Linked DNA regions of Homo sapiens: region 2 is linked to region 1. A link is a loop called in an ENCODE intact Hi-C map of the cell type or tissue named here. Cell type or tissue: GM12878. All regions are shown on one strand.

Region 1 (5,000 bases):
TCTTGTATTTTAGGGAGCTGGTTATTATTAAAAAATACAGATACAGTCCTATATATCTAAAATGCTACACACACATTTATTTAAATGGGATTAGTCTGTTATAAAATATCCCCCTTTTAAGGCAATTATAGGCCATCAACAATCTGCATAGCAATTTATCACCTCGTTTTCAGTCATTATCACTGTTAGTCAACCATGTGTTCCACAGCCTAAACATCACTGAGAGTTCACTGGGATTAGTTAGGTGTTTTAAGAGTCATTATCATCACCATTATTACTACAAATCACACCATTTATTTAGCACCAACAATCTGCTGAAGAAAGCAGGTTGGCACAATTTACAGTGGATAAGAAATAGATGCCACCTACAAAAGGAACATGGGAGTGAGCTCCAGCAAGAATGAGTGAGGGAAGATGACTTAGCACCATCTTTAGGAAAGTGTGTGGGGATTAGATACTTTCATATCCGGAATGCGGTCTCCTGGAAAGACAAACACTTTGTAAAAATCCTTATGTTTCTCCAGTGGCCTGATCAATAGAGAACTAAGAGAAGTGACCAGAAGACATATTTAAAATGACAGAATTTAGAAAAACTGCTCATGTCTATGGTACAACATGACTTTTTTTCTGCAAAGCCAATTGAGACTATGGCTCTCTCAAGTCAGTCTGAGCCTAAAGTTGGTGTCTGAGTCCCCTTCTCTACCAGCACAGGCTATTATGTAACATCCAGAGGAGTGAGCCAACTAGTCAACCAAAGCAGGGTACAGAGAGGTTGGCAATCTGAACTCAGCCAACAGATTACCACATAATAAAAAGGATGCATTGCCTTCTGATCATTACAAGAAATTTAAGGCTCTACTCTGCCTCATTTGGAACCTACTAGAAGCCAACTCAAATACTCCTTTTTCTTTCTATAAAATGTAAACATTAAAAGTCAAGTGACTTTAACGTGATTATAAACTTTAACTTGGAAACTAAGTTTTTAAGGACAGAGCAGAGAAAGTTTTTATTTTTTATTTTTTGGGGCTTTCATAGAATTGGCCAAAACTTTGAACAAAGCTTAAGGGTGAAAGGAGCCATTTGGCGAAAATGTCTGAGTTCCTGCTTTATATTTTTATTTAAGGACTGTGAAAATTTGGAGTAAAGCAATAGTTCATATCAATAAAAGTTTAATTTATTTTATGTTTATTGAGAAGGAATTAAGTCCAAAATCATCTAAAATTTGGTGGCTAGTGACATCTGAATAATTAATGAAATTAGTTTTCATGAAAATCACATATTTTCTTTATATGAGATGTGATATGATTTTTGACATTTTAAAAGAGCTGTAGGATAAATAATCTATTATTATTGGGGTCAGATTTGTACACATGATAAATATTTGACCTTTTATATATCTGTAGGACTTCTGGTTACAATACTTAATAAAGGTTAAGGGCACTTAAATTTTGACAAGCCCAGATCTTCTATAATGTCTGAAGATTCACAGTACCTTCATTTTACCCCAATTAGCATCCGTACACATAAATATAACTGAGGAAAAAAGAAAAATTTTCCACCTATTTCAGTTTGGTGTTCTGAGTCTGAGATAAGTGCATATTATAGAAAATGACTGCAGGAGAAAATAAAAAACAGTGGCTGAGAGGATATAGAGTCCAGGAATTCTTAAGTATCTGGGAAGATTTTAAAAGTAAATACAAAAAAGAAATTTTGGTGGGCTTTTCCAGAAAGCAAAGTAAGCCAATACATTTTATTACGTATTTATGGTTTTTGAAAATTTTTGTTTTCTACGAACCTACACCAGCTAGAAAAATAATTGCCAACTCTTCCCACAATGACTGATGCCGTTTGTGATGTTGCTACTGGCAGAAAGATTTTCTCAGAAGACTGAAAAAAAATAAAATATAAATATTGTGGTTTTTTATTGTCTTTATGAAAAACTATATTTTTGGCCCTTGGACCTGAGAGATAATTTACATAGCCAATTACAAAAGCTCTCACAGAATGACTGCACACCTGCATTGGGTGAAACCGAAAGAAAAACTCTCTTGTTCAGTAAAGCACCATATGCAAATTGGGGGAATAAAAGGAGCACAACAGCTGGCATGAAAAGAATAGTTTACAGATTCTTAGGGAGCACTGGTCTGGAGGCATTCAGAAGCGTCATCAGGCTGGCAAAAGTGCACTATGCAACTAGGGTAACCTTCAGTATGAAAAAAAAAACAGCTTTTAAAGAAACAGGTAAATGTTATTATGATCAAAGTCCAAAACTCATTGGCATTGATAACCGAGCATTGAGCAAAATGGAAACAGCCGTTAACAAATTCATTAAGAGCCTCTTTACATTCCCACCATCAATTGAAAACATATGTTTAATCTGTACTCTCTTTAATTTATTTCAATTATTATTGGTAGAAAAAAGGTAACCTGCTTGAATATCATAAAGATATGTCAATGACATACTTCTTGTATTTCCAGGTCAGGTTGTGCACACCTTCAGTCAACATTTATATAAAATGACAGCAACCTTTGAAGGCCTAGTTCTTCCTTGAGCAAAGAAGTGATTATTCATCACAAAGGGACAGCTAAGAGGATCTTAGAGGCAATGTTGCCTATGGAAAGAGCTCTTGACCATTCGTAAGTTCAACTCACTCATCTATTAAACGGGGCTAATAATACCTGTCCTGCACATTTGCACTGTGAACATCAAACCAAATCATAACAGGTGAAAGCATTTTGTGATGTGTAAGATGACAAATAAGTGTAAGGAATTGTGATTCATAAGTGAATTCAATAATAGCTATTCTTAGTTTATAGAAATGACAGAAGTCTCAAGTCCCCAAAGAGTTTAATGCAATTATAATTATTTGATCCTTATACTTATTTTGATTAATAATAATATTCAGCAAGAAAGCTGAATTTCCTTTTCAGGCCACCCTCTGCCAGTATTTAAGCTTGCTTTTTATGTGTTTGTGAAACTCACTGAACTCAGCCAAGATTTTAACAGGGAAGTCCCAATGTTGATTAAAATGGCCTATTTTGGCACTTATGTCCTAAATCTAATCGCCAATGACAAGATAAAACGAAACAAACAAAACCAATGTCTCATTCCATGCAATCCCAGAACCCTAAGCTGTTCTCATTCTTGGTCAACTGACCAAAAGACTACCATTTTAGGCAAGAAATTACACAGATCATTGCTCTTCTATGTAAACCTTATAATAACACATTCATAATACACTGGGAAGCAACATCAAAAATATTCAAGGTTCAACTGTGCTTACAGAGTACATTTTGTTATTGTAGCTTTTATTTTTTTCTTTCTAGAGAAATTTACAATTGAGTATCTGGTCATGAAGTTCCTAAAAGCTGTTAGCCATGCAAGTAAGCTTTGAGGTTAGAGGTGGATAAGCCCAGAATAGAACTTCTTTGCCTCAAGTTTTACATGCTTATCATTTGGTAACTAATTTTGCTTTATGTGTGTAGGTGAGTGTGTGTGTGTGTGTGTATGTGTGCATGTGTGTGTATGTGTTGTCTTTTCCTTTTGAGGGAAGAGGCCCAAGAATTGGTGGGCCTTTTTACAATCAATCTGGATAATAATAATAACCATGTACAATGCTTTCTCCCCCTTTCTGTGGCCACTAGTCTTCAAGTCTTGGGAGTCCCTGACCCCCATTCTGTGTTGTCTTTATGTAAACAGGTTTTCTCACTTTGCAAGCTTAAGGCAAAAGGCCTGGCTGGGCCACTTTAGAGACAATTTTTTCATTTGTAAAATAAGCACTCTTGAGTTAAGGCTTTCAAGGCCCCCTTCAGCTCTGAAACACTCATGGCTTGTTAAGCAACACCTCCAAAGATGACCCAATGTCTTCAGTGTATGAGCTTAATAAACTTGCTCATGAAATTTGAGACCTACTTCCAGCATCTATCACAAAGTTTTCCTATCTTCTTTATTGAGTTTTCATTTCTATTTCTACAATTGACAACCATCTAACAACAACAAAAAAAGCCACAACTAAAATAAAATTTTTGCAAAAGGACATTCAATAAGTCAATCTTATTGGAGCTAATTGTCTACTCTGTGGGAATGAATATGGAGTATTTTTACTGTGAGCAGTTACACTTCAAATGACAAATATTTACTGAGATGATCACTGGAATATCTATTGGTGTCAGAGCAGCAATGCTAATTATTAGCTGGCCACTTAAGCTGGCTAGTATCTACTCTAAACTGTTACTAACTGGCCTAGAATGAACTTCAGTTCCCCTATCTGCAAAGTGAGAACTGGGCCACCGATATAGCTCTTGAAAAGTATTTGTAATCATTTTAAGTCTCAGAGGGTGAATGACCACCTGGGAACATCTGAGATTTTGGGGGACGCATTTACTTTTGGGGCCATTAGAGAAATCATTTAGTACTGCAGCAATGATTTAGTTCTGTTGCCCCAAGGGCCCCAAAGAGTTAATGCACTTCCCATAAAGCTCCTGCCTTCTCTGTAAATCGACAAATTTATCAGATGGTGCTTTTGACAAATCAATTTGCTTGACACAGGTGGGCATTTTACTGCCAACATCTATTATAGAGAGAGTACATTGACTCTTCTTGGCTCATAAAGGAATCAGGGGCCAAACCCCAACAGGCATCTACACAGCACTCTGCATCACAGAGTAGTTTGAAATTATTTATGAAACAGAGTTGTTAACTGCTGGGACCTTTTGCTGCCATTATTGTAGTCTCCGATCTTTAGAAGAACAATGCCAAATGGTGGTGGCAGTTACTTGAGAGAGTTGTGATTTTAACATTTCATTATTAATGATAGCTATAGGATGTGAGCACCTATCCACCACCTGTTCTTACACCTCCTTCCATCTGGATTCAGACAAAGAGGGACATTAAAGAAGGTGAATCCTACCTATGTTCTGGATCTGTTCTTCTTGTCTCCTTAAGCAGCATTTTGATCAAATATTACTACTCCCTCCTGAGTCATCAATTTTTTTTGCTA
Region 2 (5,000 bases), 210 kb before region 1:
CTCACTGCCAACCCACACAGCCCTTCTTCAGGCATGAGCAGGGCTGCCCCACTGTCTGCCTCTGCTTCTATGTTGTCAACCCACAGGGTAGCGTCGGCTTAAATATTAACGTGGTCGGTAGAATAAAAATATTCTCTCAGTGCACAGAGAACTTGTGGTGACTGAAGAAAAGAACACTCATTAATTTGTTGACTTCAAAATGTGTGCCCTTTGGAAAACTGCTGGAAGGCCCAAATCCTGAATTAAAATGCTGATTACAATATGCACGACATTAAACAGTCAAGAAATAAAAAGAGCTTAATCCAGGGATGGCTGACTTTATAGGACTTGGGGACGATAAGCTCTAGCACCCTGCTGCTTGGGGGCCGGTTCACTCCCTGTGGTAATTCTGTTAGACAAGTAATGGCTAAGCCGTGGTACAATGTTATCAAAAAGCAGACCGCTCGTGACAACAGCAACGATTCTCAAAGAGCCATTGCCCAGAAAATCACCCCCATTCAGTGTCGTAATGACATTGGCTTTCTCCTACTAAATAGCTAATATAATGGAAAACCAATATTTGACCACAGTTTATAAAACTATTTTAAGTAAAAAAGTTAGTGACATTTTGAGACACGTGAAAGTGGCTCTCAAACTGCCTTATGACCACATGTGGCAATCTGACCTCAATTCGTTAATTATAACATGGAGAAATCTTTGTGTTTCCCAAAATTGGGCCAAGAAAAATGAATAGCAGATACCTGAACAAAAAAGTGGTGTTACAAAGCAGAAGACAGTTCAATGAATTCAACTCACCTAAGTCTCATAAGTTGGCCTTACCCAAAAGATCCCTCTCCAGGACAAGACTAAGCCAATTAAAACAATTTTAATTGTCTATATTCTAAATAAAATGTTTATCTCCTGCTACCTCCTTGGTTACTACTTCTAGACTTGTGATTCTAAATTGTGGTCACATGTCAGAATAATAGCTCATTCAGTAGGTACCATAGGTGTGGGTGAAAACTTTTAGCCCACAGCAGTCATACATGTTTACCTCTGAGTTCCTCCTGAGTCACTCAGAATTGTCTCCTGCAGTTGTCCATATATTACTGACTAGGGATCTGACTGCTTCCTCGCATACGAAGTGGCAAGTTCTAAAAAGCGCCTTCTCTTTTCTCATGAACTTTCCCTCCTCTCTGTCTTCCTCAGCATCCTGGGATGTACTGCTGGCTTTGGTACATTTTTTTTTTTAACCAAATACTGTTCTTAGCTGATCATCCTGTAGCCTGTAGTGCTCTCTATAGATTTACCCTTATAAAGATTTCTATAAAGATTCTGGCCGGGCGCGGTGGCTCACACTTGTAATCCCAGCACTTTGGGAGGACAAGATGGGCGGATCACTTGAGGTCAAGAGTTCGAGACCAGCCTTGCCAACATAATGAAACCCTGTCTCTACTAAAAATCCAAAAATTAGCCAGGCCTGGTGATGGGCATCTGTAATCCCAGCTACTCTGGAGGCTGAGGCAGAAGAATCGCTTGAACCCGGGAGGCGGAGGTTGCAGTGAACCGAGATTGCACCACTGCACTCCAGTCTAGGCAACAGAGTAACACTCTGTCTCAAAAAAAAATAAAAAAAATTCTATAAAGAGTCTATAAATATTTATCCCTGCCCTAGGTTTTATGTTTTTCAGTAAGATTACTTGTCTTCTAACATCTACTGGTGAAATGGAGTAGCAAGCTTAGGGATCATGAACAAGAATTTTTTTTTTTTAGTGCCTACTCAGGGTCCAGTGCTGTTGGTTTGTTGTTTGTTTTTTGTTTTGTTTTGTTTTTCAGGGAGTAGGAGTTGTTTTTCCTCTCTCTGTTCTTATTATAATCTATATCATTTTTCATCAGAGCGAAGTTCTTAGAAGCAGTGTTCTTGAGTTCCAAACAAGTACAGTTTGTTATAATATAGAATATGTTTTTCTTGTTAGCCATTTTCGTAAGGTGTTTTCCTCCCTATCTTCCCCCTACTCTCTTTGGGCGATGTGAGGATAGTGTTGGTGTTTGGGGTTTTTCATCTGTACTGCAAGCGTGTGGCCTTTACGATTAGTCATAATGTCCAGAGTGGGGACGAGGGAGAAAACCAGAGAGATGGAGTCTTCCTGTTTCACACGCAGATGAAGGTAAATTAAGTGACATTTATCTGCCAGCTTTTCTGTGCTCTCGTTTTCGGTCTATGTAGTTATGTTTCCTTCCATCTTCTGTGTTCTAATTTATGCTGAGGTCATGAAACTCAGTATGAGTTCAAAAATACCACCTGAGTGAGCTGTCACCAATTTCCCACACCGTGTCTAAACTTAAAAGAGCTTCCTCTCTATGTGAGTTTTCACACAGATATTGCTCATTGGTTCAGGATCAGTTCTCCTAGGGAATGTTCTCCCAGGGGCATAGGGTTTTTATTTTTGAAAACTTGGGCAGTACAGGGCAAACATGCTGAATGGATCTGTCATCTCAGCCTTTCTGCCACGGTGCCTGCATGGTGCCTGGCTGCCAGTGGAGCCATCTGACCTTAGAAACCCTCAACACTTTACAAAAGCTTAAATATTAATTTATACATGAGATCCTTAATAGGTTCTGAAGTAAAAGCAGAGTGCTACAGTGAGAAAACACCTTGACTGTGAGTTGGGGTCCCTAGCAAGATTGTCTGTAACTAATAAATTTTGTGTCATTGGGTAGGTTATTTAACCTGGGTCTTTTTCCTTATCTGTAAAGTGAGTTAGAGGAGATGATCTCTAAGATTCCTATTGGTTGCAAAAAAAAAAAAAAAAAAAAGTATGATTTTTCTCACTGGGACAAATCATCAGGTTCCCAGAATATGTTTGAGCAATGGCAAGTAGAGAAGTTTTGCCAAATTGAATGAAGGCTTTCCAGATGGCTATATTGATGGGTAGCTGAAAGGGCTGCATTCGTGCTTGACTGCAGACATCCTGAATACCACTAGACAGAGTGTTACTTTAGCCAGTAGTCAGGGAGCCACTGAAGGCCTTTGAGTAAATGAGTAATCTCACAGCCAGCCTGTCTAACTTTGCTTTCTGTTGCTTATAAAACAGAATACTGGCACCTGGATAATTTATAAGGAAAAGGGCTCATGCCTGTAATCCTAGCACTTTGGGAGATCAAGGCAGGAGGATCACTTGAGACCAAGAGGGCAACAAAGTAAAACCCTATCTCTACAAAAGTTTTAAAAGTTAGCCAGGCATGGTGGCATGTGCCTGTAGTCCCAGCTACTCAGAAGGCATTCAAGCCTGGAGTGCTATGGTTGCACCACTGCACTCCAGCCTGGATGACAGAGTGAGACTCTATAAAGAAAAAACAAGAAAAGAAAAGAAAGAAATGGAATTTATTTCTTAGAGTTATAGGGGCTAAAATGTCCAATTCTGAGGGGACACATCTGGTGAGGGCCTTTTTTGCTGAGTCCTAAGGCGGCTTAGGGCATCACATAGTGAGGGGGCCGAATGTGCTCCCTCAGGTCTCTGTTCCTCTTCTTATAGAAGCTACCAATCCCACTCCCATGATAATCCATTAATTCATTAATCCATGAATGGGTTAACCCATTTGTGAGGGCAGAGCCCTCATGACCCAATCACCTCTTAAAGGCCGCACCTCTCAAGCTGCCGCACTAGGGTTTAAATATCAGCATGAGTTTTGGAAGGGACAGATATGCAAACCATAACACAGACTAAGCAAAGATACACAGTAAGAGGGTTCCTCTATGGAGCACCAGCAGCTTCACCAATGGGCAAACCCAGAAGGGCTCCCAGACAGGAATTTGCAAATGGAGTTCCAGAAAGAACTTGGAATTGGAGGTAGAGATTGGAGAACCTTCTGAGGTGACATTGGAACCCTAAGAATAGAAAAGATCTTCTATAGAGAATGTAGGGAAGGTATGATGGTTTGGGATGAAACCTTAAGGGCAGCCAGAATAGGAGGAGGCAGTGGAGAAGGTACTGTCAGGGAGATGGGAGGTCATCCGAGAGAGCCGCCTCATGGGGACTCCCAGGAGATAGCAGCATTTCCAGGCTGGGCAGTGGTACAAATGATGCTGTACAGGTAAAGGCCTGGGAAAAGAGCCTCAGAACTGGCAATGAGGATCTCACTGCTGACCTTCAAGAGAGCTATTTCAGTATAGGGTGGGGGCAGGAACTTAATTACAGGCAGCTGAGAAAAGAGTAGAGCCAAAGTAGAGTATGTGGTTGTGGAAGGAAGAAGAAACCAGAACAGTAACTTGAAAGTGTGAGGGGAGGGTGGAGAGCAACATCAAGTGAAGGCTGATTATTGTTGAGATAGGCACACATCTCCTGCGGCTAGGGGAAGGAAGCATTGGAAAATGAAAGACTAAAGGTGCTGGATCTGAATAATGGTGGGAACAGAGCAGGCTTCAGGAAGGAGGGGAGGGCATAGAGAGGGCTTATCTTAGAAAGGAGAGGCAATGCCTGCAAGGTCACGGAGTTGGAGACAGGTGAGGATGTGAGTACGTCATGTCTGTTGGCTCTTATTTTTGCAGCAGTGTCTGTAGTTAGGTTATCTGGTAAGCAAGTAAACACAGAGACTTGGGAGCCTGCAAGAGAGTGAAGGGAACTTGGTGTAGCATCTGTGGGTTTGGCACCTGAGAGATCCTCAACCCTTGTTCATCCTTTAACACAAAAGCAGGATTGGGGCACCATAACCCAGAAGCAGTCCACATCTGCATGGGTGGAAGCCCTGACTCCAGTTGGGAGTTTCTTACTAGAGTTTCTCCCAAAGAGCTTATCACATCTCTGCATGTGTCTCCATTATCTCTCAGTTGAGTTGAATTTTTTTCAAAGAAAATGATAGCATGATTCTCAAGAGCCAACTGACTATAGAGCTATTTCTCAAGTCTCAACTTGTCTGGTTACAGACCTGAACCCGTCCTTTTCTACTTGTAGTTAGATTTTTCTTACGTGTTATGTGTAATAATTTTAAGCATCTTAATTATCAGTGCAATAATTGGGAGG

What was found. A loop is a pair of places that touch in the nucleus more often than their neighbours do. Peaks named below come from ENCODE experiments on the same cell type or tissue, not always from the same donor. Only the 100,000 strongest peaks of a DNase experiment are listed, where the experiment ranks them.
Region 2: it touches region 1 in a loop (2.6-fold over the local background); 2 of 110 quality-filtered maps call a loop at or near these places.

The regions. Positions count from the first base shown.
Region 1 is chr7:7,917,774-7,922,773 of GRCh38, reverse strand. It overlaps LOC124901586 (a long non-coding RNA gene), which reads left to right. Exons shown (of 4, transcript XR_007060206.1): 2 at 2,479-2,637. Among named protein-coding and RNA genes, the nearest start is that of GLCCI1-DT, 48 kb to the left of the region's middle. RefSeq lists an enhancer at 2,148-2,197. In GM12878, no CTCF peak of the experiment used is centred here; DNase peaks (open chromatin) are centred at 2,053, 3,159 and 3,413; H3K4me3 peaks cover 432 bases; H3K27ac peaks cover 1,416 bases.
Region 2 is chr7:8,131,643-8,136,642 of GRCh38, reverse strand. All of the region lies in intron 12 of ICA1 (islet cell autoantigen 1), which reads left to right. Among named protein-coding and RNA genes, the nearest start is that of ICA1, 130 kb to the left of the region's middle. RefSeq lists an enhancer at 2,090-2,219 and a silencer at 2,930-2,979. In GM12878, no CTCF peak of the experiment used is centred here; DNase peaks (open chromatin) are centred at 2,192 and 4,332; H3K4me3 peaks cover 776 bases; H3K27ac peaks cover 4,117 bases.